Regions from separate parts of the Mus musculus genome. Here regions 1 and 2 are each linked to region 3. A link is a loop called in an ENCODE intact Hi-C map of the cell type or tissue named here. Cell type or tissue: heart. All regions are shown on one strand.

Region 1 (8,000 bases), 180 kb after region 3:
TTGCTATTATGTTCCAAGAAGATAATCTGCTATTGTCAAGTGGTTGCATGCCAGGATCAATACTCTACATGCCCACATAAATTTCTTTAGAAAATTTATCGTTTTAATGTTAAATTGACAAGTTATACGTGTACATGTTGGTGGATACGACATGATTCTGTGGTTCATGAATAGAATGTATAATAATTAAATCAAGCTAAGTAACATATTCATCACCTCAAACACTTATTTTTGTGGTGATAAATTCTCGAATTTAACGGTCTAGTAATCTGGAAGTGTAAGAAATTTACATTTGGTATATTTGTTAATCTATGCAATGTAGCTCAAAAAATTTTTTTAAAAAGCCTCTGTTCTCCTGTTTAATTGGTTACGTATTCTTCTTATGATGGTTTCTATCGTACTATTACACATTACCAAAACTTTGTAGCTTAGAACCTTCTTATTGATTATCTTACTGTTCTGATGTCTGAGAGCAGTCTCACTGTACTAAAGGCTACATAGGTTAAAGGCAATGTTAGTAAGCTATGCTTGTCTTGTCAAGTTTCTGGAGGTCATCCATGGTCCTTGGCTCACAACTAAGTCATTAGCACTCTGCCTTCTGTCTTCATCCTGCTATCTACTTCACTGACATGAACCGTCCTGTCTCTCTGTCATAAAGACCTTAGGAATTATGTAGAGATTACCCAGACGATCCTGGACCACCCCAACCCCTTAAGATTCTTAACCTAGACATCTACAAAGTTCCTTTGGTATGGAAGGTAGCATACTGAAAGATTCCCAAGGTGCCGATGTGGACTTCGCTAAGAGTCCATCTTCAGATTGCAGTGGCACTTTTTCATACCTCTGCAGCAACCGTACTTACTTACCCTTACTCAGCTGCAGCTTGAATTTCACGGCCTGGGGTTTCCTTTCAGGAGCTAGAGGATAGTAATAAAAGGTATTCCAGTTTGGGCCATGATTATAGGTAGAGTCCATCTTTTGTAGCACTCACTCCGCTGCAGACATACACCATTAATAGACATGGACTCCAACGGTGAAGAGTGAAATGAGAGCAGCATTTCGGTGAAGCAGGAATGGCATGAAAGTGCAATGCCACAACTGTGGCTGGAAGCACAGGCATGGTTGAAGAGATACGGGCATGCCTGCAGTTCCGATGCCTGTGCCTAAAAAACATCCTGGAAGAATCTGGAATTGCTTTGGATCGGATGGAAGGCAGAAACCAGGCCTGTGCCTCAGCGCCACAGACTGCAGAAGGCTTCTTATTCATTACGAGGGACGGGAAAAGAGTATTGCCGATGTCTGCCTGGCATCATAGCTTTTGGCAAACTTCAGTTCTGAGGTTCTGGAACAAGTCAGTCGTTAAGAGGACCCGTACTCCACTCATTCTATTATCACACCAGACAGGTGCCTCAGAGGCACAGAGATGAGACAGGAGTCCACAGTGAGATTGGATTGCAGAGCGCTGAGCCCAGGAGCCGGGTTAGGGGAAAGCAGAAGTAAAACCATTGGAGCACACCAAGGAGAACAAGAAGCTATTTTCAGATTCTTTTCTTTAAAACTGAGGTGCTGAGCTCATTTCCGAAGCAAGCCAAGAAATCTTGAGTTTCTAAAAGCACAGCCAGCAAAATCAGCAGCATTATCTAATTTCCGGTAAGATTCGTTTTGCAGAAGAGGACACAGACCTGAAAAGAAACAGTTTAGAGATAAAGAAATCACAGACAAAAAAGGACTCAAAGAAGAAATACACAGACGGGAATGCAATCAATAAGTTTTGGAGGTAAACTCGTAGACAATTATGTGACAGAAAACAGCTACAGAAGAAATTGGGCAATCCGACCCCTTGGAGGAAGTTTTTTCCCGGCGTGCTCTCTGTCGCCACCCGGTGGTGACAGAGGAGAATGCGGCGGTCGTGACCGTTCGATTTTCCTTTTTTCAAAGGACACTTGTTTTTGGTTTCCGTGAGCGTTGATTCCTTTTCAAAGCATCTACGTGCACGTTCGTTTTTCTCTTATTATCTTTTATTATCTTTTATTATCATTGATGTGCTTCACGAGATATGAATATTCTTCTGCTTCCGTGGGGACTGAGTTTTGGCCTCTGCCTGGGGAGTTCCATCGAGGTAAGAAGGGACAAAAGGGTCTGAGTGACATTCAAGCATGACAGATGTCCATGGACTTAAAGATTAAAGCGAGATTGATATTTGAAATGCTGGTCCCGACCATACTAGTCATTCATCACCCGGAGACTTAAAAACGTGCGTTGCTCGTTCAAATGCAAATTACTGTGGCTCTGCCAATGGCAGCTCCTTAACTAGAATGCCAGAGGATGTGCCCAGACATCTAGAGTTTTCCTGGGAAAGATCCCCAGCTGATTCTATCGCACACAGTGTTTGTGAATCTCCGAGGCAACTGTCAACTGACCTGTAATGAAAAGTACGCTCTACATGGAAGTCCACTCGAGAAGATCGTGGCAGTTTCACAGTATGCTCTCAATTTCTTTTACATCAATATCTCCTGTTTCGGTTATTCTTCTTGTCCTTAAACATCACCGTTAATCTCCAAATAGCCTCAGAGGAAAAACCTGAAAAATATGACATTGAAGAGCCGTCATCTTTGAGACGTGTGGTCTCTGCTGTGCCTATTCAAAGGCTAAGAGAGTGACATGAAATGAAGCCAGAAGAGTAGTCTGACCTCATCTCGTTTGGTGAGAATTTTATCATCTGCCTTCAACTTGGCCGTACCATTTAAATCTTCTTGATGTTATGTAATTAAATATTCCACTCATCTGGTTTATGGTTGAGACTATTAACTTATCCTTCTGGAATTCTCCCTTCCTCTGACAGTTCCTAATAGATGTGTTCTAACACCCTGAGTTAGGCTAGAGGGCTGCCTCGACTCTCTAGATAATGTTGCCAGAGGCTCTGTTCTATCTGGTGTGAAATGGTGTTATTTTGTTCGACTCGGGTACACACTTCTCCTGATAGGGACAAGACCTACCTTTAGAATGAACGATGTGTTTTTAACCATGCTGCCAAGATCACATATTCTTAGCTGCCAAGTCTGGACATTTCATTCTGACTCGTCATTTTCATGGACTCTTTTCAGCCTTGTCTGAAATCTTGGGCTCAGCACCTCTCGATTCGGCTGTCATTTCCTTCGTTTGCTTAGTACACATTTGGAATTGGACATTCCCTAGGGTTCTACAGATCTGACATCTCCTTCCTTCCTTCCTTCCTTCCTTCCTTCCTTCCTTCCTTCCTTCCTTTTTTTTTCTCCAAGATTAAAGTTGTCCTGGGATAATAGTCATGACTTGGAGAAAGCAAAAATCTCTTGAAGTTAGCAGGAATTCTGGAGGGAGCTTGAGCCTGCCTTGTCTGTAAGACAGATTAACCAGGCATCCTCCCTACCCTCTCACCCAAGGCTATTTTCCATTCCGGAATTATCAGAAAACCAGCCAAAACCTGTCCCCTTGCATGTAGGTGGGGCCGGTAGGCACGAGGTGATTCCAATTACTTGGAATTTTAATTCTAACTTGGCTCCTGGCTGGAGGGCTTCAGCTTATGGCACATTTCAGACACCAGAGCCGCGGTCAAGCGGCTTCCCCTGGACTTCTCTTGACCTGCCGGAGAGAGAGGTCGTGGACGATTACAGTCAATACGGTCAAGGTTTGTTTTTTTTTTTTGGTTTTTTTTCAAGCAAGACAGAATCGGGAACTAGAATGGAGATTGTGAAACAAGTGTGTGTTTTATCCCAAATGGGAAATGCTTATCAAAATAGTCAACTCATCAAGTGAGCACAGAGTGACTGGAAATGACGTTTACAGTGAGAGGAAATGGCCCAGCTGTGCTTTTTTTGGCTTTCTCTCATCAGTTCAATAAGAAAAATATCAATCAATGGGAAAATGCTCCCTCTCTGTTAATTTCATACACAGGTTTTAGGCAGTATGGAAAATAGGAATACCTAATGCTTTCATGTCACAACTTTATTACGTGGATTACAAAGAACTTTGTAGGATTTTTTTTTCACTGTTTTTAACTTAAGCCTCGAATTCACACCTACAGACATGTTTTATTTTCTTAAAGGCATATTGAAAACCTGAGATGGAGAGAGTTCCAGGGTTCTCTAAGGTCCTGAAGTCATTAGGTAGGATGGCAGAAGGAAGAGATTCGGTGACCGTTTGTCACTTGCCAGCGGACACCTTTCCCCCCTTCAACAGAGAAGTAATGAGCGATGCTAGTGTGAGTTAGTGTCACACTGACACGAATTAGTGTCTCCTCATCAAACAGGTGACTAAGGCTTCTCCAAAGACTGAAAGTTCGAGTTCCAAAAATTTGCCTTCCGGATTTCAACCTCTCTCTGCTTAGACAGAACAGACCTCACGCCTCTGAAGGGTTCAGCCCTGAGCCACCTCCCAAGCGATCGATCCTTAACGTGTGACCTCGCCCGCCGTGCTTCTCTCGTTCCAGGTGATCAGGCTCCGCAAGTTAGCTCAGCAGATTGCAAACTGTAAACAGTGCCTTGAGAGGTCTGCATCGCTCATCTCGCAAGCGGAGCACTCGCTGAAGGAAAATGACCACGCCCGTTTTCTACAGACAGCAAAGAATATCACTGAGAGGTGGGTGCAGGGACAGCTGGGAAGCTGTCAGGCTGATGGTGGCTCATATCTGCGTGGGACTGACTGGTCGGCCTTGCTCTCCGACTGACTTGTTTTCTGTTAGAGGTCGAGTGCCAGAGAGAATGGAAGCTTTGGCTGGTTTGCTCCAGCTAAGAACGCTTTCCTTCGACATGATAAAACCCTTTCCATGACAGCCTTCAGCCTTAGCTATGATAAGTCCTGTGAATTTAATTCATTTGAATGTCACAGTTAGTCAAGGAAAAGCATCACAATGATGCTCTTCAATTACTCCTGGTGATCGAGTCAGGAGGTGATGTTACATTGTCTACAATCCCGTTGCTACTTGAATACTTCATTTATCTAGTTTAAATGGCCTGAGACTTTCTTCCTGCTATCAATTCGATGAGGGCATTTCAGATTAAACAATCTATGTTGTTCCCTAGGTAACAACGTTAAATTTCTGCCAGAGATACAGCTGGAGAAACCATATTGGGGTTATTTTACACAGGTATTCTTTATCACTGTTGTGAGATTCTCATCAAGTAAAACTAACTGGTGACAGGATACAATTTAAATGCTCCACCTATTCCGAATATCTCATAGGACCCAACACCTTTTGTCCGGCTTTTTGCATTGTGATTTTGGCATGGTTCGTCCGTATTTTGGCATGTGCCTCTGCTCCATTCCTTTTTTGTTGCTGTGTACTATTTCTATTGTATGGATAGACTCCCAGCCAAGATCTAGGGTCCTCGTGAATATCCAAAGTTTTAAGAGCTATTAAAAGACACAAGAGTGTCTATACTGCTCAGGATAACTTGATCGTACCCAGCTTTTCGCATGAAATGTGAGAGCAGGCACCTGAAATCTTCCTCAGTATCGCCAGCTAGTGTGGAGATCTTATGCAACTGGGCATCAGTGATCTTTATAAGAAAATACGTGATTGCAATTATAGCTAAGGCCTTTCGAGTTCCACCAGACGAACAAGAACGAAACGAAACGAAACGAAACAAAACCAGTGTCCTAATGTTTATGGAACTCAACAAAACCATAAAACACATCAAGATAAGTCTAGATCATTCTCTATGCTCAGTAGTAGCATTATTCAAGACATGGTTTTCTTTGTGTAAACAGAATTACTTGCATTTTAGCACCCGCTAGATTGTTCTGCTGTCAGTCACTTTCCAAATGAACTCAAGAGCACACAGGAGACAGACACACATACCTTGCTTTACGCTTTATACAAGGGAGCACTCACCAGAAAATCTGAGCGTAGGGACGAGATTGTGTGCCGACTGGGGAATTTCTGAGAAAGCTCAGGAATATTTTCCGTGGCATCTGTTGGGAAGACGGTAGGGGGAAAAAAGGCGAATAGCGGGACAACGAGAAAGAGCCAGACAACCCCTCCCCCCCTTTTCATGTTTATTTTAGAGAGAGGCTAGTAATTGATTAAACTAATCCAAGATCTGGAGACATTCTTTTTTCATCTTCACTCTGCCTTTGATGCAGTTTGAAATTCTGGAGACTCCCCTTGGAAGTGGGGCAGGGGCGAGTCTGAAAGGAACAGACAGTTTCCCAGACAGATGTGTGAAGAGATGCCTGAAGCTGTGCGCTTCTGGCCGGGGTTCGATGTGACCGGGCCGGGCTGTCAAATACACAGCAGCACGAAATATGAAGATTCTTCTGCTTCCGTGGGGACTTTTTCGGATATTTTAAAGAAGGGGGGGGGGGTGGCACCGGGTTACCTCTCCCAATTCCTCTGCTTTCTCTGTGAGGTTGTTTGCGTTCGCACGTGACGCCTTTTCAGAGGGGGTACTTTTTAAAACCCTGATATTTCTTTTCCTTTGGTTTGGTTCTCACTCCTTCACAGTGGTGATAAAAGGCACCTTGACATTTCTTAAAACAGTGTCTTGTTTAAATTACAGAGTCTCCATGGCAACTGCATCCTCCCAGGTCCTAATTCCCGAAATCAACCTCAATGACACGTTTGACACTTTTGCCTTGGATTTTTCCCGGGAGAAGAAACTGCTAGAATGTCTGGATTACCTAACAGGTATCATCTTACTCTCTTTTATGTTCTTTCTAGTACAGTGTCTATTCACTTTACCATTGAGTCAATTATCTTCTAAAATTTTATGTTCTCTCTAGTACAGTGTGTATTCACTTTACCATTGAGTCACTTATCTTCTAAAACCCATACACGTGCTTCAGTCTTTGAAATGCTATCTGATAGTCCTATAAAGATGAATGTCCACGCTGTATTCTAACCTGAATAACACAGACCAAGTAGAAACAGGGACAAGAAAATAAAGATAAAGGAAGAATTTAAATGACTTGTTGATTTGTTAGCAGATCACCGTGATATTTTTTAAAATAGCTGGTGGCATGTGGACGAGAGATTGGCATAGTGGGTTTCAAGCCAAATCAGGCCCTGTGGCTGTTTTGTAAATAAGATTTTATGAGAGTCTGGTCGTACTCTTTAAGTACAAATCATCTACATCCGCTCTAATGGCAGGGTTAAGTAGGTGCGAGAGCAGAAGTCTGTCCGACAATACCTAAAATGTCGATCCTATAGTCCTTGATTAGTAAGATTTCCACCCCCCACCCCCTACCAAATGAGAATGACATTATGAAAGTCTGTCATGGTTACTTTTTCTCTGATCTATCTTTCTTCATACACAAGAAGCTATTGTTCTCTTACTCTCATAAATATCTTCTCATGATAAATCGAGATGACGTCTTAGCGGCCGGCTGGCTGGCTTTAGTCACACCGCTCAGAAAAATCAACAACAGATAAACCAAGAAAACATTCTTTAAGTAGACGGCTAAGCGCTCTGGAACCAAAACCTCCTGTTAGTAAATGTGCTAGACCTGTTTAGGAAGAAGACCTGCTTCGACAGTCGAATACCTCCAAATTGTCGTCCTAATGGTATCTGCTGCTCCGCTGACATGCGTGTGATGTCCACAGCTCCCAACCCTCCCGCGATTAGAGAAGAGCTCTGCACCGCTTCCTACGACACCATCACCGTCCACTGGACCTCAGAGGACGAGTTCAGCGTGGTCTCCTACGAGCTCCAGTACACCATATTCACCGGACAAGCCAATGTTGTCAGTGAGTATCTCTCGGCTGATTCCCTTCCGCGTTCGACGACTGTTTTCAGATGAGCTGGGTGAAGGGATCTCAACACAGAAAGGAGATGATGAGGACTGAACATGATGACAATATTTATCGGCTTCTCTTTCCTGTTCAAGGAATGGATAATGCTCACTTGTATCGCAGTCATGAGAACAGCTGACTAAATACCCATGAAATTAACAACCTCCGGAAAACCACATGGATGTAGTTTTTTTTTTTTTTTTTTAAAGATTTATTTATTATTATATGTAAG
Region 2 (8,000 bases), 85 kb after region 3:
CAGCTTGCTCCCTGCCGGATGGGTCATGGAATTCTAAACATGAGGCAGGTAAGCTTGGGGGTTGTGATTGTAGCTGTGCTGGCGCCAGCCACAGAAGGAGGGCTTTAGCTTGGGGCCCCTGCGACCTGTTACTCCCAGAGCGGGCGGAGTGATCAAACGCAGCGTTCCAGCAGATCCATTAGGTGGAAGGAGGGGACTGCCTTCTCTTCCTAAGGCTACCTTAGAAAGCACATCACCTGCCGGCACCCCACTGCCTCGTCCTTACTACCTACCCGCGCCAGCTTTTGCTTCTAAGAGTGGTTGCTGATGTCAGGCAGTCTTTGTAAAAGGTTCAGAGCGGTTTGTGGAATATGCAAATCAATTCCAGTTTGCGGGCCTCTGGAATGTATTGTGCTGGATTCATCTCAAGCTTTTAGCCTCTACCCTATTATGCTTCAGGTTAGAATAAAGACAACTGCACAGTCTGACAAAGAAGCACGCTGGGACTCTTATCTTATTTTGCTTTCACGTTTTGAGCACTTTACTGTGTGTCCGAGGCTGAGAAGGCGAAAGCAGTCTGGATGGAACAAGCTGCACTTCCAGCGGAGGCAGGCGCGGGGAGGGGGGAGGGGGGTGTTACAGACTTTTTTAAAAACCGTTCTAGCACTTTAGGAGTTGTATTTTGTGTTGCTGCTGGACGTAAGAACACAGTCCCGGAAGTACTGAAGGGAGACCGGTCTTGAGTGTGTCTCTGTGAAGAATTCCAAGCCAGCAGCTTCTTCCGTCGCTCTAGGGCATAGGGATACAATTCCTTATCAACTTAGGTAGAAGTTTATGAGGTTTATAGCTTTGCCGTTGAGGAAAAAGAGAAAAGGAAAGACTGGATTACAAAGCCTAGAAGAGGGTGTAATTTACAACTCTATCACAGTTGGAAAAAAAAATCTTACGTCAATGTTTTATTGCCGAGATCGATACTCACAAGGGAAAGACAAAAGTAAAAGCCTTTCAGTGACTGGGAAGGACAGAGACTCCCGGGGAGGAATGCTAGTTACTCTTGCCAGAGCGGAGTAACTCCGGGTGGGAAACTGAGCATCTGTTTTGTCACCGGAAAACCTCTTCTCTTTTTTCTTCCAGTTGAGTTGGGTGTGCCCCACCCCAAAGTGTTCACTTTAGGCGAAAGTAAACCTTCCCATGAGTGGTTGGGCCAAGGGGTTTACGACTTTCCGTTTCACTGCCGCAGAGGTAAAGCAGAGGCCCTGCATGAAAGGTCAGGAGCAAAGGCCCTCACATTTCTTATTCGCTAACTTGCTCTTCTGGACGAGCTTGGGAAATTGCAGGAGTACAGAAAAAAGCACATGAAAGACTGTGTGTGTGCTTTCAGCAAATTGCATCTGCCTAGCTGGAGAGTGGTGCAGAGGCTGGCTTTCTCGAAGTTTTGCGATCTTATAGAGCAGCCTCATTCTTTGAATTTCTAGCAAGCACATGAGATAGACAAAAGGGGCAAGGAGGCTTGCTGGATAGGAGCAAGAAAGAGAATAGGTACACAATACTATTTTTCACAAAGGTCCTAAGCCGGAACAAAGAAGTTATTTGATGCTGTGTGAAGCCACCTGTCTTGTCCTCGGTGATGTGTGAACTCAATTTTTAGAATCTTTGTGCCCACACAGTTCCTCTGGAATGGGGTGACACTCCCTCTGTCTGATGCCTCAGGCAGGCTTGTCCAGAGCTTGGGATGATTTTTCCCATGTGGAACTGTGGCATTTGTATGAAGTTGGCAAACAGCCCAGTGTTGAAGTTTTAACTGTACAAGTAGGCATGTAGTAACTCCTTAGTTATTTAATGAATGACCATCTTTTCATCCCACATCTCTGGATACATATATAACATTGTTCTTTCGCCTATTGGGTAGTTGAAAAGAGGGAGGGACTGGGGGAGGAGATGCAAGAGTAGCGATCATTGTTCATACAAGAAACCAGGCATGAGATGGTAGCATTACTGCATGGGCGAGTCCCAGATTTGTTCTTGTTTCTCTTGTTGGGGGAGGGGAAGAGACCTTACCACTTCATTCAGGCAGAGGAATAACATCCACCAACCAATTTGTCATCTTAGGCCCAGCAGCCCCTGGCTGTATTTGCAGGGTTAGCTATCAAACCAACCCATGTGTCATCAGCTCAGCAATGAAACACAATCCTCTTGCTGGTAAGTGATCCGTCCCTAGGGCTGTGCAAATGCCGAACAGTGGGGTGGCAAGCCAGGACAGATCCCTACCACTAACTAGTTAGAAATTCTCCATAGCCCAAAACTCGCCAACACAATTAGAAGGCTACATGTTTGTGTGTAAGACTCAGAAAGTTTGGGCTCTTACCAGATTGTCAGCACACAAACAGTGCAGGTCAAAATTCTTATAAGGTAAATGAAACAAGCAAGCAAACAAACATAAACCTGACAAGTTCATCAGGAAGTCATTTTAAAGTGTGCCAACCTCTCTTGGCACTTTGATCAAAAAAAAAAAATGGAAAACTTTTCAGATTCTTCTTTGAGAAGGAATTTGCTGCGTTCCCAGGCAAAAGGAAAGGCATGGCCACCTGTTATAGAAGTCCAGCCAAAAACAACAGGTTTGCTTATGACATTCCCACAACTGCAAATATCCTCCCTAAATAGCAAGTCACATTAATTGTCCCACCACAGACTAAGAACAAATATTTCATTCTCAAGTTGGAAAAAAATAGAATCTCCAGATGAAATTCCCTACCAGGCATATTTTGGGATTTTAGAATCCCAATAACTTTAGAGAAATATACTAAGCAGCTGAGATGACTTTTCTTTTAGTCTCTTGGTCTCCCAGCTGCTATTTTGTTTTTTGTGAGGCTACGATGCTGCTGATGCAAGGAAGCTGTGATTGAGTTTGGTCAGCCCATTTTGCATTCTTTAGATTGGAGTTAAAATGCCCAAGGACATCTGGCTTACTAATGAAAGTCCTGGCAGTAATCTTTCCTCAGAGGATTAGAAAGTCCTTTACAAATATCATCTATTTATTCTCAACCACACCTCCATGGAGAGAATGAAGGGCAGCTTGATCCTCATCGAACAAATGGTGAAGTGAAGGCAAAGACAAAAGAAAAAAGAAAAAAAAGAAAAGATTAAAAATAATGAGAACAGCAAGTTAGAGGCTGGTCTCCTAGTCTGGAATTCACCCACCCAGAAAGACTACCTGTAAAATAAAACCAAAACCTCTCCATCAATGTTCCTTTCCTCTTGTTCTGTTACTAGCATACAATGTCTCGAGTATGCTGTGTAGCTTCATTTCTTTAGAAATGAAAGCCTTGAGAAGTTTAAAGGACAAGACCTTTCTGATTTCCTTTGTCCCAACATTAAGATCAGGCAGTTTTATGACACTTAATAGGAAGATGCTATAACTGGAATTTTAAATGTGTATCTGAGAAATGGGTCCCCTTTAACAGATGTTTTAAGTTTTTGTATACGCTTTTAGAGAGTTTGATGTCTTCAGCGTATGTTAAGATTTTATTTGTTTTTCTACTGCCTATCTTTCAGGAAATGTTACCATTGTAGGACTTGTCAACGAAAAGATATTTGTTGGTTGTTTCAAAGTAATTTTTGAGTTGGTTTTTCCTTAGTGTTCAGCGTGACTCATGTTCTGAGTTTGTCTGGCTGTGGACCGCATAGGCTTCAAACAAATCTGTTAATTGGTAGTTGTATGCTATCCGCAGACATTCCTGCAAAGTTTGAAGGCGAGCTGTGCCTGTGGATGCCTCCTGGCTTTGATCCCTTGTGTGGTAAATAGACATCCAAGGTAGTTATGGAAACCTAGGCTTACATTGTTGAGGGGGGTGGGGAAGTATTTGGTCAGAGAGTAATTTGTTTGATTAAGAAAAGATGGGCCAAATCAGGATATTTTTTGTCCACATGATTTGAGTATCCCAGTTGTTCCAAGTCAGTTAGAGTTCAATAGATAAGAAAAAAAATATGACTAACCACGTCAGAATATTTGTTAAAAGTAAGTTAAATTCTTCTTAATCAACTGTTTGCTACGCTCCCAGAGAAAATTGTAAGATGAAAGAGACGGCTAAAATATGTAAATGTTGTCAGTATCTCTGCTGTGCTTAGTCTGAGTGTTGTCAGTTTTAGAATTCCAGACTCTAAAAGAAATGCCAGGATCTGGCTGGAAGTGTGTATTTCACTTATCTACCTGCAGGGGTCAGATTTGAAGTTTCCTTGACGAACACCTAGGCCTTGGACACCACTGCAGGCATACCCAAGCAGGACCAGAGAGATTACTCTGCTTATAAGAGTGATTAGTTACCAATTCTTTAACCTTGTGACCGAATCTACTATGAAAACTAGTTCGCTCAAGGAAGAGGATATCAAATACACTTTGATTAAAGCAAGAGTGATAGAGTCAGGTCAAACTGGAGCCTAATCTGTGTGGATGTGGGGAAGTTTCTGAGGAAGAGTTTTGGTTTATTATCAGCCCCTTTCATCTGAAACCAAACTCATCTGACCGGTTTTGTTTTAGGTTCTTTACTGACTCTTGTTAACTGGCATGATGTAGACATTTCGTTTAACTAGAGGACACGCTGTTAGATGCTCATCAGAGTTAAAGATTTCTTTTTCCCTTAGATGAAGATATTCTTTGACATAACATTAAGATCTTTAAAGTCCTCCAGTAAGTGGTGTTAAGGAAGTAAAAAGTTGTGGTACCCAGACACACAAAAAAGAGGGAACTTTACTAAAAAGAAAATAATCAAAAACTAAAACCGTAAAAGTTTATCTCCTTTGTGCAAAAACAAAACAAAACTATATTAAAAAAAAAAAAAAACAGGTTCTGAGTTAAAAAGGCAAAAGCAGTAAGTGGTCCTGATTGTAGCATGTAAGTGACTGTTAAACATTCCATATTCAGTCAGCTATGTATGATAAATAAAATACCAAGGCTTCCCATCTCTTATCATTCAAAATTTACTGAGCACTTCCAGAATTAATCTACTTAGTTCATTTAGAAGAAACTACACAGTGAGTGATTTTTGTATTTCAGATGTCTTTTGGGTTCTCAACATAGTTTGATAGAATCCTTGACTTCAAAGTACTTCCAATCTAGTATATAGGTTTGATACCAGTAGTATAATATAGATTATTACATGAGAAGAATGGCTGTTTGCTTGTTCTTCCCTATATTTATTTGTAATGATGAAAATCCCTTTAAAAACTAATGATTGCCTAAAATTTACTGAACTTAATGGAGCTGAGAAATAATCTGTATTTGTGACATTTTATTTCCATGTTCACTTGTAGACACTCATGATTTCTTTGCTAAAATCAATTTATCAGAGAAAATACCTAATACAGAGTCCCAACTCTATAAATGCTTCATGTTCCATTTTATTGAGTATTCCAATATATTTTTATTTACTTTAAGTTTATTTTTAGCATATGAGAGTGTATGCTTTGTACTGTACTTTTATTTGTAGTTGATTTTTTTTTAGTAAGCACACAACATAATGGGTTTCACTGACATTTCATATGTATCATGTTTTTTGATCTTTAACTGATGCATGAAATATAAAAATTGTACATACTAATGAGATCCATGTGATATTTCAGTGCATCCATATCCTGTATAATTAAGTTAAAGGTATCTGTCTCTTCAAATTACCAACTCTTTATGGCAAAAACATTTTAAAATCCTTTTTTCTAACCCTTTGAGATATACAATTATACAAATATTATCTAGACTCACCAAACCTTTGACTCCTATATAAGTGTGTTCTTCAAGTTTCTTGTTTGAAACTAGAAATTTTTCAAGTGAGAAATGATGCCATGGACATTTTTTTAGGCCATGGACATTTTTTTATTATTTTTTTTAGTTTTTCCGAAACAGGGTTTCTCTGTGTAGCCCTGGCTGTCCTGGAACTCACTCTGTGGACCAGTCTGGCCTCGAACTCAGAAATCCACCTGCCTCTGCCTCCCGTGTACTGGGATTAAAGGCATGTACCACCACGATCTGTGCCACGGACATTTTGAAACACTATCTTTGAAGGGTTTGTGGGCATGGCTCAGCCAGAAAAATGTTTGCTTTGCAAACCTGAGCAAAGGAGCTTGATACCCAAGAACCACATCAAAATGCTAGGAATAGTAGTGCATTGTGTTCCCTGCAATAAGAAGGAGGAAACTAGGAGTCAGTATGGAACACTGGCATATCAGCCTAGCAGAATTAGTGAACTGCAAGCCAATAAAAGACAGTCTCAAAGGAAGAAGATGACAGTAAATATTGTAACATGTATATGAAGGTGCTCTATTTGTATATTGATGGCTACTGTAGCAGGGAGTTAATTTTCTTTAGAGTATGGCCACTGGGAGAGCTTATTTTCTAGTGCGTAGCCCCTGATCCAGGTGCACATGGGTAGCACTAAAAGAACACATCAAGATTAATTTTATTTTACAAAGGACATGAAGTTGGGAAGGGACCTTTTTGGGTGGGGTCTTGAGGAAGTTGAAGGGGAAATAAGAATATGGGTATGCTTAAAATTTTATTATATATATATGTGTGTGTATACATATATATACATATATGCATATATATATATCAAAGGATAAATAAAAACATTATTTTAAAAGGCAGCTGGATAGTATTCCTGAGGAATATCATGTGCATACTCCATGCTCATGAACACACACACACACACACACACACTACTCATTATTTTGAAAGCTATTCAATCTGATTAATTTGAGATCAAGTTCCGAGTTTTACGAACATGCTACTATTCTATAAAGGATGGAAATACAAAACAATTACCATACTTGTTGATACCAGAACAGTTTTAGCAATATTTGAAATAGAAAAAGTTTACACTAGTTTTTTTTTCCTTTCTCTCTCACTTCTGATATTCTGGTCCCTCCAAGGTATCTCCCCACCTGACCTAATTTAACATGCAGTGAATCCATATTTGCCTATCTGTTATCCTTTTCTTGCCTCCCCTTCCCTGTACACATACCACATCTCTATTTCTTTAGGACAGTGGTCTTCAGGGCAGGTTGGGAGAGAATTCATATAGATAAGATAAAACTGTCATAGCCTTTTAATCCTTAGAATGAATCTTTAATTGGGGAAATTCAAACAGTGAAGAATTTCAAACAGTGGAGCCCAGAGCTACAAAACACATGACTTCCCTGTCAGGAGACAATATTTAGGGGCCAGGTCATGTCTTGACAGACAGGATTTGCTAGCATGCTTGCCTTATATTTCAGATCTATTCACTAGACCTTTCTCAGCATCCTCTCTGAACTTGTGGATTCAGAAGAGCCTTTATGCATGACAGCCAGAGAACCACAGAGGAGTAACAAAGAAACAATGATGCTATGTGTGTGTTCGGGTTGTTTATGAGGACTTTCTTTGTATGCTATTTGGATTAAAATAAACAGGAGGAAATGGCTGTGGCCCTTATATACATTCATATTTGGGATAGTCTATTTCCAGTTAATTATAGCTCTGGCTATCTTGAAATTGAGTTACTTTAGAGCAAGAATCACATCTAAGGTATCCTTGAATTCTCAGATCCAAATACAGGTGTTGAAACACAGAGAGAGTTATTAAGTGTTTTATGGAAACATGAGAGGTAAACCTTAGTAGAAAGATGGGAAATATAAAGATCAGAGTGGCCCTGAAGAAGAAAGAATGTTTGAGTGGTCAGTGGTATGGTAAAGAGTAATTGATGAGTATCAAAAAAACTTAAAGTATTTTGTGGTTGCTTAACCATTCAGTTATATTCTGCCAAAGACCCAACACAGAACATACCAAGCAGCTTATCTTGATGGTAGAAATAATTCTGGTGTGGGAATTGCCCCTAACTGATCAAAGCCTAAATTGCAAGATAGGATCTGTAAAGCTTGTTCTCACTGAGGCTAACTTGAAGTTTTAGATCATAGCCAAATGTATAGTTAGTTTATTTTGCCAGGTAAATATCAAGTCATATTTATTTAGCAACAAAAGGAATATTTCCACATTC
Region 3 (8,000 bases):
GTTACATAAACAGACATTCTCCTGCAGACTTGGTTCTTTACTTTAGTTCTTCAGAGCATTCCACTGGGATCAAAGAGTAGCTGGGTAACTCTGGCTAATTGCATCACTTTCCAGTCCCACTTCATCGTGCGCTCTGGGCAAAGCAGATGAATCCAACCATTGCCCACTGGTTCCTGTGTAACCACAAGTTTCAGAAATGGATTAGTCAGCAGTTCCTGGCTCTCCTGCCCACACTAACCACAGTTTGGCCACCAAAAATGTGGGTCAGCACATTGCCAAAGTGTCGAAGCATGGTGGTTACAAGGACCAGAAAGCTCAACTTAAAAACATGTGAGTCCGTTGCAGTTCAGAACAGGGAGAAGGAGGGCAAAGGTCAGTCCTGCTGTTCTTGGACCTGATTCTGTTATGCCATCTTTTTGTGAAGCCAATTGCTGCTCACAATTTTATTTATCTCTTAAAAATTCTGCCAGACAGTGGTTCAATTCAATAAGACTTGGCTGTAATTTTTAGTGAGATGTAGCTATTACACCGTTCCTCTTTTTCTCAGTGAAAGAAACAGCTGATTAATTTCATACTCCCTACTTAAAATCACTCACCTTTACTCTTATCCAGAATCATAAAGCCACACAATTGGAAACAGCACCTTTTCTGCTTTAATTCTGCTATGAGTGCACAATTTGGATTAACATTTGCTGGCGTTGCCCTTGTACGCTATTATATTGTTGGCTTCTTCAGAGATGTCTTTTTTTTTTAATGCTAAAATATTCTTTGTAGAGAATGTCAATGCTTCTCAGTCATTATTTGGATGGTATCAACTTACTGGTTCTGATCTAGTGATAAATCTGTCTTAGTACTAGGCTGAAATAAAATTCTCAGAACTTATAATTTGTTATTTGTCTTGCTTATACAGCTTTAGCCATAATAAGAAGTGTATCAATATATACCAGAGGATTGGAGAGATAGCTCAATAGGGTAAAATGCTTGTTGATCATCTTAGTTGGATCCCAAGAACCCATGTAGAAGTTGGGTATGGCAATGTGTTTCTGTAGTCCTGTCCTAGTGCTAAGCAGAAAGACAGACAGTAGTAACCTTGGTGTTTGCTAGACAGACAGTCTAGCTGAATCAGAAAGCTTCAGATTCAGTGAGAGACCCTGTCTCAAAAATAAGGTAGACCATTTTTAAGGAAGACATCCAGCCTCAGCTTCCAACTCACACATGCACACATACTTGAAGTGCATGTTCACACACACACACACACACACACACACACACACACACAATTCATGCATACACACAAATGTATACACAAAGAAAAATCCAGACTGGATTTTAAACCCTTTACTTGCTTCATTAAGAATGAAACATAGGACATATTAAAAGAAAACATGAGACAGTACGGAATTAGAGACATATTTGGGCACTCTGCTATTGGCTATACTATTTCTTTTTTTGCAACAGTTGGTTTTCTACGCACATAGACAGTAAGGATGGCACAGCTCATATTTAATAAAGCACATATTTTTTAAAACTGCATTATTTTTATGCTGAGACCATGGCTCAGAAGTTACCAGCACTTGTTTAGAAATCATGAGAATCAGAGTTTAGGTCTCAGTATTCACTCCACAAGTGAAGCGTCCAGTAACATCCTGTAACTGCACCTCTGGGGAAGCTGATGCTCTCTGTTCTCTGTATACAAAGTGGTGTGCAAAGTCGCATGCTTGCACGTCTTTATACACATGCATATATCCTCATGTAGAAACACACTACACACACCTAAATGAATAATTTTTCTAAAAATTCACTATGATTTATATATGAACCATTTTACATAGACTATATATTTTAAATTAATTTTATTAATTTATATGTATGAGTATTTTGTCTGCATGTACATCTCCATTACCGCATGCACATCTGCGTGTACACCACGTGCTTCTCCTGTGCCTGAGGTGCTAAGCTTCTGTGTGAATACTGGCAATCAAACTCCAGCCCTTTGCAATAGCCAAAAGATCTGGTAATACCTGTGCCAACTCTCCAGCACCTAAATTATTTTTTAAATATTAGATACTTGCAAAATTTCCCTTTGTGAGTATAACATTATTTTGTCTTGTTTTGTTTCCATAAAACCCAAATCCCCAGAGGAATGAATGTTTTCTTGGTAAGACATTCTGAAAATGGATAAATGTGTTCTTGACTTGTGGATACAAAGAATTGGAGCTTTTGATTAGCTGCAGCCTGGTTCCCATGTTTGAGATTTTTGGGGCTCAAATACAGACACAGCTGGATTTATTGATGGAACTTTGCCACCTCCAGTGTCTCAGTGAAGTTATCCTTAAGTGAGAGAGAAAAAAATGTGGTTATTTTTTATTTCTGTATTCAGAAGTGAATGACTCACATTTCCGGGAAATGTTCCCTGACTTGTTTATGTAACACTATGGATTTGGAGTTCACAGCCATTGTTTAAGCACGGTGAGGCTGTAACATAATGGAATGACCTCCTTAGAAAATGAGGTGATCCAATGAAGCCTTGTCATGATTTCACATGACAGCTTAGATGCAGCTCGCAGCAGGCACATGAATTCATGATTGCTTCTGATTTTTAAAGTGCTAGCATTTTTTTTCTTTAGGATCCGTAACATAGTAGAAATACAGTGTACAATTCAATACTTAAGCTGTTGTGTATGAAGAGCCATGTTTGTGAATTAAGGAAGCACTGAAATCGTGATGGCATAGTCAACGTCACCTAACAGGACTGATGAGAACAGTGAAAGCACAAGGTGAACCAGATGGCAAAACGAGAAACCCAGCTATGTATTTTACTTGCCTTTCCATTGTTCTATAGAGCAATAAGCATAAAAGAATATTTCTGAAAATCTCAGCTCAAGTGACACTCCATATATGATCCATGTAAGGAATTTTCCAGAAGGAAAAGATCGTGCCATTATTTTCTGAACTACAGCACATGTAGGTCTCTTTACTATATTGTTGCTTGGACATACATTTTCCAAGTTCTCAGGTATAGGTACCAAACTACATACATTACTGTATGAACACCATTTTATTCGGCACTCATAAGCAACATGTACAATCAGTATATGTAGAAGACATTATATAACTTATAGAACCTAGAAAAAATTGAAATATAGTGTCTTTTTTTATAAAAATGGTAATTCCAAATAGTGATAACAAAGTATAAAATGGAGTTCAAGGCCCTTCATGGTGCCCTGTGCAATTTCCGCAGGGGTAACATCTAGAAGTTTACCTCTCACATGAATAAAAAATGAATACACTGCTTAGACATTCAGCTAATCAACCAGAGGCCTAGTCTTGGCCTCTGTAATCATGGTTTGGTATTTTAACTAAGTTACAAAACACAGAAGATATGGTTTAATTCTTTGTCTTTTTTAAATGCCTTCAGAACTTTTGGTTCTTTTTTATTTAGTTCTTTTATTTAAATAAGTGGTTCCCTTATAAGTTAGTGGACACCATTGAAGATTGCCCAACCAACAGTCAGCTTTTTAACTGAAGTTTGATCAGCATGCATTGTGTGTCCACAGCCCTCATTTTACTGGAACTTAGCCACTTTACCTTACAAGTAGTTAAGAATTCTGTTGTATACCCAGCACTGAGGCAATTGGAAGACGAAATGGTGCCTTCAACGAAATAGCACAATTATCCTGAATAGGCTCAAATCACGTTTTAAAAACTTACTACCAAGCATTTCAAGGGAGAATAGGAATGTCAGTGTGATGTGTGCTTTCTGTGACAAATTTCTTATGTGATTTCTTTTTTTAATGAGAAAGGAGTGTCACTTGGGGGCATTCTTCAGCAAGGCTTATTTATGCAAGTTGGAGAGAATGGTACTGTACAAAAGGCAAATTTTTCCCTGGAAAAATTCAGGCACTGGAAATGTGGTCTTGTCCAGATAGTGAGAAAATAATTGTCTCCAGGTTTGATGAAGGGTTTATAGCACTAATGTTCTAGGATGAAATACAGCTGGTTTCAGATTCCAGTGTCAACTCAAAATCAAGCTAATTTCATGTGGTTTGGGGTTTTTGCAACTACTTTTTTGTAGAGTACTTGTAGGGACGTTTTGTTCCAGAAACATCCTTGGGAATACCCCATCCCACCCCAACCAGAGTAATTACTCCAGTTCCAGATGAAAATTTACCAGACGGCATTACTTATACTTCCCAGCAGAGGGCACCATTATACCTTCATTGATTCTCGATGTCGCCACGAATTCAACAAAACTCTCCCCCGCCCGCCCCCCCCCCCCCCCACTCACTTTGTTTACGTCCTCGACCCGAACACATAATCCTCAAAAAGTAAAAAAGAATAGGAAAAAATACATTTCTGCAGAGGAGCAGCTTCTGTGGTTCTAAGAGGGAGGTCTTTGTGTCGTTAGAGGTGCTGGGGGATTAGATTCTGTCTACAAAATTGAATTCCAAGATAGGCTTGGTGCTGGCTGTCTGGCTGCCTTGCTTCTCTTTGTTCTTGTCCCTTTCTATGAAATGTTTCCCATTCATCCCAGAAAGTTTTTTTCTGATGAAATTTATGTACACATAAACTAGTAAAATAAGGTAAATGTTAATTTTCCCATTGAAGGCTGGGAGCTCATGAACCTAGTGTTTGGGATGATGGGACATCTTTCAAACATTAAGTGTAATTTTTGCTGCTTTCAAAACCAGTTTGGTGGAGGAAATCAGTTCACTAATTTATATTTGTATGTTATTCCTCAGCTGTGCATATGACATTGTATTAATTAATCTTTAATTCACACTAGAGAGAGCTGTGCTAATTATTTAAAAAAAAATTAGTCTCATGCAAAAAACTTGTATAGGAAATATCCTATTTAGCACAAGGAACCCTTTATTACCCAACTTGATTTTTGAGAAAACATTGGTTTATAATCCATGCTAATTAAATTATTTTTTAAGTGGCAAGATTACAGTATACAAAGCAGAGTATCATGTCTTGATTTAAATAAAATTAGAACAGTAAACACTTTTTGAAATTATCATATGTTAGTGGTATAATTTTTAAAACAAGCTAGGCATTCTACATATTGTCACTAATTGCTTTAGTAGTTATTTTTCTCCTTTTGTCTGATGATATTGTTCCCTTATGTTAACATTTTGGCAGACTCCTTGAATATAAAATATTTTTCAAGCCTGACTAGACATTGCTTCATTTTTCATTCTTTTTTCATTATGTTTGGAGTATTATCAAAGGAAGCTATTGGTATTTTACATGCAGCCTACTTTTATTCGTTCTGTCTGTAAGCATGAGATACAATTAAATTAGCAACACTACTAATTCAATTGAAAAAAAATGTGTGGTAGGATGTTCCAGACTTGATTAACAAAAATACATCATGTGCAAATAGAGGCTGAATCTATGTTACTTCTCATAAACTTATTGACGTGGATGCTAAGGTGCTAGGAGATGTCTTGATCTCCAGGCTCAGCAGACAAATGTAACACGGGGCTCTGTCTGAAACAGAGGCGTTAATGCCCTCTCTTGTCTAGCTTCAATCTGTGCTCAGCTTTCAACTGTGCCTCCAGGAAGATACGTTGCTTCCAGGGTTATTTAGGATCCTATTAAGGAGCACAAAAGAAGGCTTCCTCTTACTCTTCCACTGTGTTTTAAATTTTCTTTAAGAATAGATGTTTCAAAAAGTAATGGAGAAGCATCTTGCTTTGGAGCTTGTTAAAGGGACATTTACCAGGGTGTAAAATTCCAAGTGCTCTAAATGCCTAGCCAGATTTGCACAAATGTGTGCTTTTCTACACTCTTTCCATCATGTTTCCAAGGTGCACAAAGGATGACCTTGCACAAGGATGCATTTTCAAAGCTTGACACTGAGGTGAGTTCGCAGGTAACTAAACTGAGCTACTGTTCTCTTTATAACCAAAAGACTGGCTGTGCTGAAAATATTTTAAAAGCAGGCATTCAATCACCCCGGGTCTGAAATCTGACAAATGGAAACATTTAGATCTAGAAATCTTTGCATGGTTTTAACTACTGGTCTTGAACTTTATAGATTTATGACATCATTGCCAATACCAGAATCAAGATAAAAAGCAAAAATTCCTAGCACAAACATTTAATCTGTCAAGCTTAGGGAAGCTTGCTGTTCTTTAATTCCTTTATACTACATCTATTTATTTTGTTGATGGGAGAGGGTTACAATACTGCATGGGGAAGTGGGAGTACAACTTGTGAAAGTCAGTTCTCTTCTATCATGTAGCTCTCAGGAATTGAGCTCAGGTCCTCAGGTTTGACAGAAAGTGCCTTTGGTCAATAAGATACCTCAGTGACCTTATCTTCATATTCTTGAGTGATTCAAACTTAGGACTTCTTTAAGAAACCCTTGCTATCTGTCCCTTTGCATTCCTTCCCATAACTCTTTAGCTAAAGCAATGGTTTTGAACTTATCTATGATGTCAGCACCACCTGGGGACATAATCAGATCCTTTCTGATTTCTCAGGTCTAGAACTGGACCCCACCACTTCCACTTTCAGTGAGTTCTCAGGTGACGATGAAGGTGGCAATGAATTTGATAGGGAAAAGATAATCAGAGAACCACTGAGGTACATTCTGACAATACAGCAGCCTCTGCTTCCTTTGAGACCTTGTTGAAAATTGAAATACTCCCAAGGTATTGCACCTCTTATAGAAATTCCTTGCTCTGAAAATGAAGACATCTATCTATCATTAAGCTAAGGGAGACTTCAATCTTGTTAAGATCTCATGTGGTCATGCCTGATAATAATGTTTAAAATAATTACTCAAATTTTGAATTAAAAAATATTGAATTAGAAGTTCATCAGCTCAGAGTGTCTCCACATTGACATTATTGACACTTATATCTAATTATTCTTTAGTGTATAAAGTTGTCCTGCATATTGTACAGCAGCATCCCTAGCCTGTATGTGCCAGATGTGATGCCAACTTCACAACATGCATACTCAGGCTATGGTAGCGAAAATTGTTCTAGACATTGTCAAACATCACTTGCAAGGAGAAAAGCCATCCCTATTTGAAAATACTTATGTTATATTATTTTCAAATTCATTAAAGCAGGGTACAATCATATGAACATGCCACTGTAACTCCTTTGAGATTCCCTTTCAACATTTAATTTGTGCAAATCTTCAGACTGTGCATATCACATTTTACTCCTTTGACTCATCTATATATAGATGTTCCTTATCTATTCATTTGTTGCTTTTCTTTCTTTCCAAAAGCTGAGATATTTGGGTATTCATGAATCCATAATATAACTTCTGTATAGAGGTTCCATCTACTTTGACTGTTTTAATTATGTTTTGGATCTTGTATGCCTCAACATGTTTTATTAGCTTATAAATATTGCAGTGCTATGTTAAACTTTAATAGTCCCTATAAAGGCCCAAATATTCCGAGGGCTTGAAACAAACAAAAGAAAACACCAAGAGATGCTGTGGCAGAAGTTCAAGGCAAGGTTGGTCTATATGATGACTTCTAGCCAGACCTTGTCTTAAAACAAATGAAAAAGGGTCATGGTCATTAAAATGCATCTAAATGTTCTGGGGCAAGTGTGAGTTTTCTGAAGATCTTCCCCTAACTAAAAAGCTACTTGGAAGCATTTTTACTTAAACCAATACAGAAAGGGGTTTCATTAAATGGACATTGCATTCCTTAACAAAAAAGACCACAGCTTACATGGCTTCTTAGAGCACCATGAAAAGATCCCATTAATACAACATCAGTTTTGTAAGGAAGGAAGGGCCCTAACAAGCTCTACTGCACAGCCAATGATACACTCTTGTCTTCCCACTGCTATGAATCTGGGGCTGGGAAAGATGAAGTGGGGTGTGGAGGAGGTACCTACCATCACTGAACATTCAAAAATAGGAAGCATTACTTAATGACTTCAGCAATCTGTCTGAAGACTGGACATGGCTGGTTTCTGTCTCACACAGTTATAGTGACAATATTTTTAGAGCAAAGA

Evidence for each region. A loop is a pair of places that touch in the nucleus more often than their neighbours do. Peaks named below come from ENCODE experiments on the same cell type or tissue, not always from the same donor. Only the 100,000 strongest peaks of a DNase experiment are listed, where the experiment ranks them.
Region 1: it touches region 3 in a loop (9-fold over the local background); 16 of 42 quality-filtered maps call a loop at or near these places.
Region 2: it touches region 3 in a loop (2.2-fold over the local background); 8 of 42 quality-filtered maps call a loop at or near these places.

What each region holds. Positions count from the first base shown.
Region 1 is chrX:169,977,420-169,985,419 of GRCm38, forward strand. It overlaps Mid1 (midline 1), which reads left to right. Exons shown (of 10, transcript NM_001290505.1): 5 at 4,466-4,614; 6 at 6,537-6,664; 7 at 7,580-7,723. G530011O06Rik (RIKEN cDNA G530011O06 gene) reads right to left here and starts at 1,498. Exons shown (of 2, transcript NR_029457.1): 1 at 867-1,498. In heart, no CTCF peak of the experiment used is centred here; DNase peaks (open chromatin) are centred at 1,142, 3,572, 4,522, 7,662 and 7 weaker places.
Region 2 is chrX:169,879,862-169,887,861 of GRCm38, forward strand. It overlaps Mid1 (midline 1), which reads left to right. Exons shown (of 10, transcript NM_001290505.1): 1 at 1-48. Among named protein-coding and RNA genes, the nearest start is that of Mid1, 4.2 kb to the left of the region's middle. In heart, a CTCF peak has its summit at 4,178; DNase peaks (open chromatin) are centred at 1,160 and 2,170; H3K4me3 peaks cover 1,675 bases; H3K27ac peaks cover 1,742 bases; H3K27me3 peaks cover 879 bases.
Region 3 is chrX:169,794,924-169,802,923 of GRCm38, forward strand. It overlaps a transcript of Mid1 not described here. Among named protein-coding and RNA genes, the nearest start is that of Mid1, 81 kb to the right of the region's middle. In heart, CTCF peaks have their summits at 4,171 (motif pointing right) and 4,376; a DNase peak (open chromatin) is centred at 268; H3K4me3 peaks cover 494 bases; H3K27ac peaks cover 509 bases.